2 separate regions of the Homo sapiens genome follow, and region 2 is linked to region 1. The links are chromatin loops, found by intact Hi-C in ENCODE. Cell type or tissue: heart right ventricle. All regions are shown on one strand. Links, peaks and the distances in the headings refer to the core of each region. The heading gives the core; the rest is flanking DNA.

Region 1 (4,387 bases), core at 112-4,111:
GCCGAGCTTCTTCACCTACGGTGAGTGTGCCTCCCAAGCAGGAAAGCCCACACCAACAGAAAAGAGGCCTCAGGTGGGGAGCAGGACCAGCTGGCCCCGGGGAACTCACTGCGCAGCATGGCACGCAGTCGAGCTGGCATGGAGGAGGGGATCTAAGCGTGTACAGAGAGGACATGGTGTCGGGGTGCGAGCAGGTGAACCATACAGCTTTGGTCCAGCTCCTCTGCCTGTAGCTGCCAGCTGCCAGCCCAGACAGCAGGAGGGGACAGACACAGGTGCCTGAGAGAGGAGCCAATCTAGGACACTGGTCCCTATTATTTCTGCTGCCCCGGGTTGTGCCTGGAACATGCGTGGGGGTGATTTCCTTTTGTCCTGTGAGCAGCCTGGCCCTGCTACTCCAGCAGGAGGCCCGGGGGGTCCTCTTGAGTTTTTTTCTTTTATCCCACCTGGGTGTCTTGTTTCCCCTGCATTCCTCAGGCAGTGAGTGGTGCTCACTCACTCTGGTGTCTCCATCTGTTGGTTACAGAATGGTGTGCAGTGAATTGCAGCTTCACTTCTGTGTGCTGCGTGAGTTTGGGTGGGCCACTTACCTGCTGTGGCCTGGCTGCACCCCTTGTCTGCAAAGTAAGGTCAGCTTCTCCTGCCCAGGCCTTCCTGCAAGCTCCCCAACTGTCATCAAGAAGCCCACCTTGCTGCCTCTGCTGCCCATCACCTGGCCCACAGGTGCCGTCTGGCCAGGGCCTTTTCATGTTCACCCTCACTGTCCCTCTCCCAGTCCCTACCCTCACCAGATGACCATGATGAAGGCCTTCTTTAAATGTGCCCTTTTTCTCCGTGTTCACAGCTGGAGTTCCATTGCAGGCAAATCCCCTCCAGTTTCCTGCACCTCTGCTCTTACCTGTTTGGTTGTCTAGAATATTCTCCAGAATCTATCTTTCTGTTGAGTAACTTGGGGCTTGGCCTCTGTCTTACCTTTTCCATTTCACATGCTGTTGGCAGAATTGGGTGTCATATTTCTCTTCCAGTTTTGTCCCTGTGTTGTTGAGTGCAGAGTCTAGGGCCAGGTGGAATGTGTCATCTTGTGAGGAAATGTGTTTGTGTTGTTTTTTACTTAAAAATTGTCAGCGTAGTGGAGAGGGGAATGACAGAAGTAGGAAGGCACCCCACCATTGTGTAGTGAGGCAGTATACAGAGAGGTAAGGCAGCCGGGGCAGATGGCTGCGGCCCTGCACGGGGCTTTTTCTGGATCTGGTTGCACGTGCTGTGTTCTGAGAGGCGAGGTTAGAGCCCAGATCATCTCTATTCATGTGACACAGCCATTCCCAAAAGGACTTAGAGCAGAGGGAACTTGACCCCCATCTTAACTGTCTCTTTTGAGGATGAGCAGAGTTCTCAGGTGTGCCCCCAGCCTGGTTTATATAAATGTAGCTTTAATCTAGGTGTGAGCAGATGTCTGTTGGGGATCTCTGGACACCAGGCCTACTCTGGAGTCAGAGAGGGGACCCGCCATTTGGCTCTCTGGTACAGTGTGGACAGTGTCTGCTCCTCTACTTGTCATGGCTGAAAGTACTGCAGCTGTCATGACATTCTCTGGTGTAGAAGAAAGAACTTCCCAGAGGGTTTCCTGGCACTGCAGAAAGACCCAGAATGAGGGAGGCCCTGGGACCCACAGAGGCCCCTGCAGGCATTTCAGCACGCCTCCCTCCGCTCTCACTTGTTCCTCAGTTCTCTCAGAAATGGAGAGAAATGACGGTCCTTATTCCTTCTTTTTTTACAGGTGGGCAGATGGAAGAGGGTCGATGTTTTGCTCAGGATCACAAACAGAGGTCCTGAGGCTCCCTCTCCTCACTAGGATCCACCCTCCCCCAAAGCAAATTTTCCTTTTGCCTGTTCACTCTGTGAAGAGGGCTCCTTGCCAAGTCACCCAGCATCCCCTCCCCTCCTCCTCCTCTCCTTCCAGCCCACCCTCATCTCAGGCAATCACATATACAGGTAACAGGTGTTCTCAGCCTCATGAAAAACCCATGCTAGCTGTGACATTGAATTGCTGGGCTGGCAGACATCTGCGGAGGAGCAAAAGGCATATTTGCTTCTTCCTGCCTCTGCGCGGTGCCAGAGAGCTAAAGTCATGGTCTAACAGGGGGAGCATGCTGTCTGAGAGAATGTTCTGCTAGCTTCCAGATGCACAGGTTTATAAAAATACCACCCTGCCATTTAAAACATGTTTAAAATGTTGATAGAAAACAATGAATCGTATCCTTAGAAAGACAGACCCTAGTGAAAGAAACACTAACTCACACAGGTAGGGTCTAGCTTCCATAACATTTAAGTTTATTCTATGGAATTGTTCATTGGTGCTCCTGTTTTAGTTACTTCTCCATAGACTTGTTTTTCCCTTGACTAATCAATGCCATCTGGTGCCAGGTGGTATCCTGGGTGTAGCACAGTGACAGGGTGGAGACTGCCCTGGCCGTGGCATGTGCAGGGGGCGTTCTTGAGCCTGTCTTCTGGGAGCCCTTTCTTTTCCTTTTTCCCTCCTTTAGGTTGAAGACTTCATCATTCCCTGCGGGCAGTTTCTCTGTTTTTCCTATTTTCTTTTCCTCAAGAAAAATGTAATTTTTAAGTAACAGAATTGTTTTCTGTGTTGCAGCATTTAAGTTGCTGAGTTGAGAAATCATGGCTGAGTTTGCCAAGTAAAGTTTTTAAAGCAAAAAAAAAAAAAAAAAAAAAAAGGAGGGAGGGAGGGAAGGAAGGAAGAAAATATATGAACTTGTTTGTCAGAAATACATTTTGAGGCTTTTACTAAAAGAAATGGGCTAGAAGACATTTGGGGGTTAGGGCCTGACTGCTTCCAGGTCCTGGACAGATGTTACCTTCTGTGCCTGTAGTCAGCAGTTACCTGAAGGACAAGCCGAGCCTGGTCTGGGTGTGTGTGACCCAGGAGTGGGTGCCCCTGAACTGGGTGTGACTCCTCTGCCACCTCTGTTTTCTTACAGCCAAGTACATCGTGCAAGTGGATGGTAAGATAGGGCTGTTCCGAGGCCTGAGTCCCCGGCTGATGTCCAACGCCCTCTCTACTGTGACTCGGGGTAGCATGAAGAAGGTGAGCCCACACAAAGCCAGGAACAGTCGCCCGAGGTTTCCTCATACTCCCAGCCACCCCTGCAGCAGCCAGTTACCCTGGTCTTGCCTCCTCCTTCCCAGACCATTGGGGGCTTCACTCCAGCCCCATGGGGGAGCTCCCACCCCACAGTTCTGCTTTCCCACAGCTGTGACACCAGATAGTGGCTTTCTTTTCCCCCCAAGCTCCAGACCTGGAGGTTACCTGAGGTGGGCCCAGCCAATAGACACTGCAGAGGAAATATTTGGAGCTGGTTCCTGCCGCCCAAGTCCCCGAAGAGTTCCATGGAAGAGGCGTAGCTGAACTTGGTTCTTTCCCTTCTCTGTTTCAGGTTTTCCCTCCAGATGAGATTGAGCAGGTTTCCAACAAGGATGATATGAAGACTTCCCTGAAGAAAGTTGTGAAGGAGGTGGGTGTTGAGAGTTGGAGAGGGAGAGGTGCGTGGAGGGGAGCCTGATGATTTCTCACCCCCAAGTTGGGCGGGTCATTGACAAGTCGAAGAGTTGGGTCCTTGTGTATGCATGGGTGGGATGGTAAGGGAAGAAGCCCTGGCCTGGATGTGCCGGGAACCCCGGAAAGCCTTCTCAGCCATTGTTGGGCCTAGCCTGGGACCCGACAGCACTCCTGGGTGGGGGACTGGGGAGTGGGCAACAGGTGGAGCCATCCTTGGCAGACCGACCCCATGTGCAGTCCCTGGGACAGGTTTCTCCCTCCTGAGCACTTGTAGCTCCCCTCGAGGGCCAGTTCCAGAGACAGGCCGAGGGTGGCGAGTCCCCACCCCATGCTCTCTTCCAGACCTCCTACGAGATGATGATGCAGTGTGTGTCCCGCATGTTGGCCCACCCCCTGCATGGTAAGCCACCCCCCTTCCCCCGAGACTGTATCTAAGCTGGCGTCGGGGGCGTGGGGTGAGGGGCGCCCCCTCGTGGACTGTACATAGACAGCCGTAGACCTGTTGGGAAGTGGTAGTGGGGTTGGGGGTATTCTACTGGAACCCACCTCACTGAGGAGAGATTGGAATTCTTTCCAAAGGGAGGTGGGGCTCTTCCCAGGCAGTAGAAATGGCATGCTGTGGTCATGGGGTGTAACAGGGAATCCGAAAGGCCCTCTTCCTCTCCTGCTCTCTGAATAGGCCACGTTGTTCAGTGGCCACTCTGCACCTGGCACCCGGTGGCTGGAGCATTATGAAGTGTGGCCCACCACATCACCTGTGTGTGTTTTCTTTTTTTTCCTCAGTCATCTCAATGCGCTGCATGGTCCAGTTTG
Region 2 (4,387 bases), core at 120-4,119, 440 kb after region 1:
AGCTGAGATTGAATCATTGTACTCCAGCATGGGCGACAGAGTGAGACTCCATCTCAAAAAAAAAAAAAAAGAAAAAGAAAAACATGGAAAAAGCACAAGCAAGAATAACATTTTCTATTCCCACTACCTACAGGTAAGCCACTAATAACATTTTGATGATATGTTTCTAATAATTATGTGCATATACAGTAAACACATAAAGAAAATTGAGATCGTGATATACATTCTGCTTTGTAATGTGTTCTGTTGACTTAGAGTGGAAACATTTCCTCTGACATTAACTATTTGGACATATTTTAATTGTCTGCACATTATTTTATTGAAGGGCTTTTTCATACTGAATTAATTCTATTGTGTATATTCAAGTTATCCCTAATTTCCCTTTGTGATTACAATGCTGCATTGCACCTCCTTGTGATGAATTTTTATGGGTCTTTGATTTCTTCAAGGTAGATTTTTAGATGGCAAAGAATTGTACTGTATGCATACTGTATATTTTTTTTTAGGTCTCACTATGTTGTCCAGGCTAGTCTTAAACTTGGGGACTCAAGCAGACCTCTGTCTTGGCCTCCCAGGAAGCCAGGATTACAGGCGTGTGGTTTACTATATATTCTTAATTTATCTATATGGTATTGTGATCTTGTTCTCTTTTTAAAAATGCAATATGCACTTGCACTAATATGTTTTAAAGATATATTTGTGGGCTGGGCACGGTGGCTCACGCCTGTTATCCTCAGCACTTTGGGAGGCTGAGATGGGCGGATCATGAGGTCAGGAGTTTTGAGACCATCCTGGTTAACATGGTGAAATCCCGTCTCTACTAAAAATACAAAAAATTAGCCCGGTGTATTGGTGGGCGCCTGTAGTCCCAGCTGCTTGGGAGGCTGAGGCAGGAGAATGGCGTGAACCTGGGAGGTGTAGGTTGCAATGAGCGGAGATCGCGCCACTGCACTCCAGCCTGGGCGACAGAGCGAGACTCCTTCTCAAAAACAAACAAATAAATAAATAAATAAAGATATATTTGTGTGGGCCAGGCGCGGTGGCTCACAGTTGTAATCCCAGCACTTTGGGAGGCCGAGGTGGCCCCGTCTCTACTAAAAATACAAAATTAGCCAGGTGTGGTGGCGCATGCCTGTAATCCCAGCTACTCGGGAAACTGAGGTGGGAGAATCGATTGAACCTGGAAGGTGGAGGTTGCGGTGAGCCAAGATCATCCTGTCGCACTCCAGCCTGGGCAACAAGAGCGAAACTCCATCTCAAAAAGAAAAAAAAAGATATATTTGTGTGACTTACAGGTACAGGTAAAGTTGCTTCTGGTTTTCTGGTTGTTGCATGGTATTTCCTATGCAGCCACAGCTCTTTATTTTCTTACTTAAGTGCCTCCAACTTCCCATAACACAAATTAAGGCATGATGAACATCCTCTCTGTGCTGAACATCCTGTGTATGTCACTTTAGAAGCCTGTGTGACGGTTTCTTTAGTCTTTATACCTAGGGGTGGGATTTCTGGGTCATAGGACAGTAATTTATATTTATTTTCACTAAGTATTCTCTTTCTCTGGCTTTTGTTACATATTACCTGTTTGTCCTCCAGAAAACTTGCACCAATTTACATTCCTACCAATAGGGTAGGAGAGTGCACACTGGGTGGATTCTAACTCCAAATCTAACACCTCTTCTTTTCTTTGTTTCTAGCAGCCATGGCAATGACAGGCTCAACACCTTGCTCATCCATGAGTAACCACACAAAGGAAAGGGTGACAATGACCAAAGTGACACTGGAGAATTTTTATAGCAACCTTATCGCTCAACATGAAGAACGAGAAATGAGGTAAAGAATTTTGTTTGAAAAAATTGTGTCATGGTTGTGGCATTCCTTTCTCGTATTGTAAAACACTTATAATGCTGAAAGGAGACAAGAATAGTAGCAGCCTTATTATAGACTATCATAATGGAATGACAGTGAAAGGGCTTTTCAAAGTCCCTGCCATTAACCCACTTATGCCTACAAGTCAATAACACAAACTTCTATTGAAATCCAAGAAAAAAAATGATACTTGGGAGGTTGAGTTGGGAGGATTGCTTTAGCCCAGGAATTTGAGGCCAGCCTGAGCAACACTGAGACTCTGTATCTTAAAAAAAAAAAAAAAAAAAAAATTAGGCCCAATCCAAGGAGTTGATTGTTAAGGCAGAGTGGTATAATGGAATAGCAGCCCTTTTGGAGTCAGACTTGGGTTTAGAGTCCTGCCAGTTTCATTGAATAGCTGTATGAAGCTCTAATAAGTTCCTTAGTCTTTCTGTGAATTGGTTCCCTCATCAGGAAAATGGGGATAATACTACTTGCCTTGCAGGATTGTGTTGGGGATTAGATATAACATATGTGAGTATGTACCATAGTGTTTCACACATAGTAGTCACTTAGTTAATGGTGGTAGTATCAGCTATTGTTATTACTGATCTGGTGTATACTGTCCACTTAGTAACTCATAATTTATTTATTGGTTTTTTTTTTTTTTTGAGATCGAATCTCACTCTGTTGCCCAGGCTGGAGTGCAATGGCATGATCTCAGCTCACTGCAGCCTCTGCCTCCTGGGTTCAAGCGGTTCTCGTGCCTCAGCCTCCTCAGTAGCTGGGACTACAGGTGTGAGCCACCACGCCTGGCTAATTTTTGTATTTTTAGCAGAGACGGGGTTTCACCATGTTGGCCAGGCTGGTCTTGAACTCCTGACCTCAGGCATTCCACCTGCCTCGGCCTCCCATAGTGCTGGGATTACAGGCATGAGCCACTGCTTGGCTGTAACTCATAATTAAAAAAAAATTTTTCCCAATATTTTACTATGAAAGTATTCAGAAGTACAGAAAACTTGTAATAAACAGTGAATATATACATATATATCATCTAGAGTCTATAATGGTTATTTATTATATTTGTTTAACTGCATATCCATCTATCCATTCTTGTATCTGTCATTAATCCATCTTAATTTCCTTTTTTTTTTTTTTTTTTTTTGAGACAGAGTCTTGTTCTGTCACCCAGGCTGGAGTGTAGTGGCGTGGTCTTGGCTCACTGCATCATCTGCCTCCTGGGTTCAAGTGATTCTCCTGCCTCAGCCTCCCGAGTAGCTGGGATTACAGGCATGCGCCACCACGCCCAGCTAATTTTTGTATTTTTAGTAGAGACAGGGTTTCACTGTGTTGGCCAGGATGGTCTTGATCTCTTGACCTCTTGGCCTCCCAAAGTGCTGGGGTTATAGGCGTGAGCCACTGTGCCCGGCCAATCCATCTTAATTTTTTGCCTCACTTCAAGGTATGTTGTAGACATCAGTATACTTCTGAATATTTCTGCTTATATAACATTAACTAGAATTCAGTATTTATACTTTTTGGGGAAGGGTGTAAAATTTATATACAATGGAATGCACAAGTTCAAGGGTACCATTTTATGAGTTTTGACAATTGCATACACTTGTATAACTTAAACCTTTATCAAAACAGAACATTACGTCTCCCAGAAAAAGTTTTCATGCCTCTTGGTTCTTCAACCTTAGACAAAGACAACCACTGTTGTGATTTTTTTTTTTTCTTTTTTTCTTTTTTTGAGACGGAGTCTCACTCTGTTGCCCAGGCTGGAGTGCAGTGGCGTGATCTCGGCTCACTGTAAGCTCCGCCTCCCAGGTTCACGCCATTCTCCCACCTTAGCCTCCCGAGTAGCTGGGACTACAGGCGCTTGCCACCAAGCCCGGCTAATTTTGTTTTTGTATTTTTAGTAGAGACGGGGTTTCACTGTATTAGCCAGGATGGTCTCAGTCTCCTGACCTCGTGATCCACCTGCCACAGCCTCTTGAAGTGCTGGGATTACAGGCGTGAGCCACCGTGCCTGGTTGTGATTTTGTTTCTATCATAGTTTTGCCTATTTCATACAAGTGGAACACATAAATGGAAACATGTAGTATGTACTCATTTGAGCAAGGCATCTTTCATTTAGCATATTTTTTTTTTTGTCGAGACGGGGTGTTGTTTTGTTGCCCAGGCTGGTGTGCAGTGGCACTATCATAGCTTACTGCATCCTTGACCTCCCAGGCTCAAGCGATCCTCCTGCCTCAGCCTCCCAAGTAGCTGGGACTACAGGTGCATGCCACCATGCTTGGCTAATTTTTAAAATTTTCTGTAGAGACAGGGTCTCACTTTGTTGTCCAGGCTGGTCTCGAACTCCGGGGTTCAAGTGATCCTCCCACCTTAGCCTCCCAAAGTGCTAGGATTACAGGTGTGAGCCACCACACCTGGCCAGCATATTTTTGAGGTTCCTCTGTGTTGCTATATGCATCAATAATTTGTTCCTTTTTATTGTTGGTACTATTCTGTCTTCTGACTATATCTTTGTTTGTCC

What was found. Peaks named below come from ENCODE experiments on the same cell type or tissue, not always from the same donor. Only the 100,000 strongest peaks of a DNase experiment are listed, where the experiment ranks them.
Region 2: it touches region 1 in a loop (3-fold over the local background); 1 of 110 quality-filtered maps calls a loop at or near these places.

Annotation. Positions count from the first base shown.
Region 1 is chr6:36,977,221-36,981,607 of GRCh38, reverse strand. It overlaps MTCH1 (mitochondrial carrier 1), which reads left to right. Exons shown (of 12, transcript NM_001271641.2): 2 at 1-20; 3 at 2,997-3,103; 4 at 3,453-3,530; 5 at 3,917-3,974; 6 at 4,358-4,387. Among named protein-coding and RNA genes, the nearest start is that of MTCH1, 6.8 kb to the left of the region's middle. RefSeq lists an enhancer at 280-880. In heart right ventricle, for the core only: CTCF peaks have their summits at 508 (motif pointing left), 2,122 and 4,049 (motif pointing left); a DNase peak (open chromatin) is centred at 2,094; H3K27ac peaks cover 3,591 bases.
Region 2 is chr6:36,537,515-36,541,901 of GRCh38, reverse strand. STK38 (serine/threonine kinase 38) reads left to right here. Exons shown (of 14, transcript NM_007271.4): 2 at 1,695-1,830. The coding sequence starts at 1,700. Among named protein-coding and RNA genes, the nearest start is that of STK38, 7.8 kb to the left of the region's middle. In heart right ventricle, for the core only: a CTCF peak has its summit at 1,622; no DNase peak of the experiment used is centred there; H3K27ac peaks cover 2,663 bases.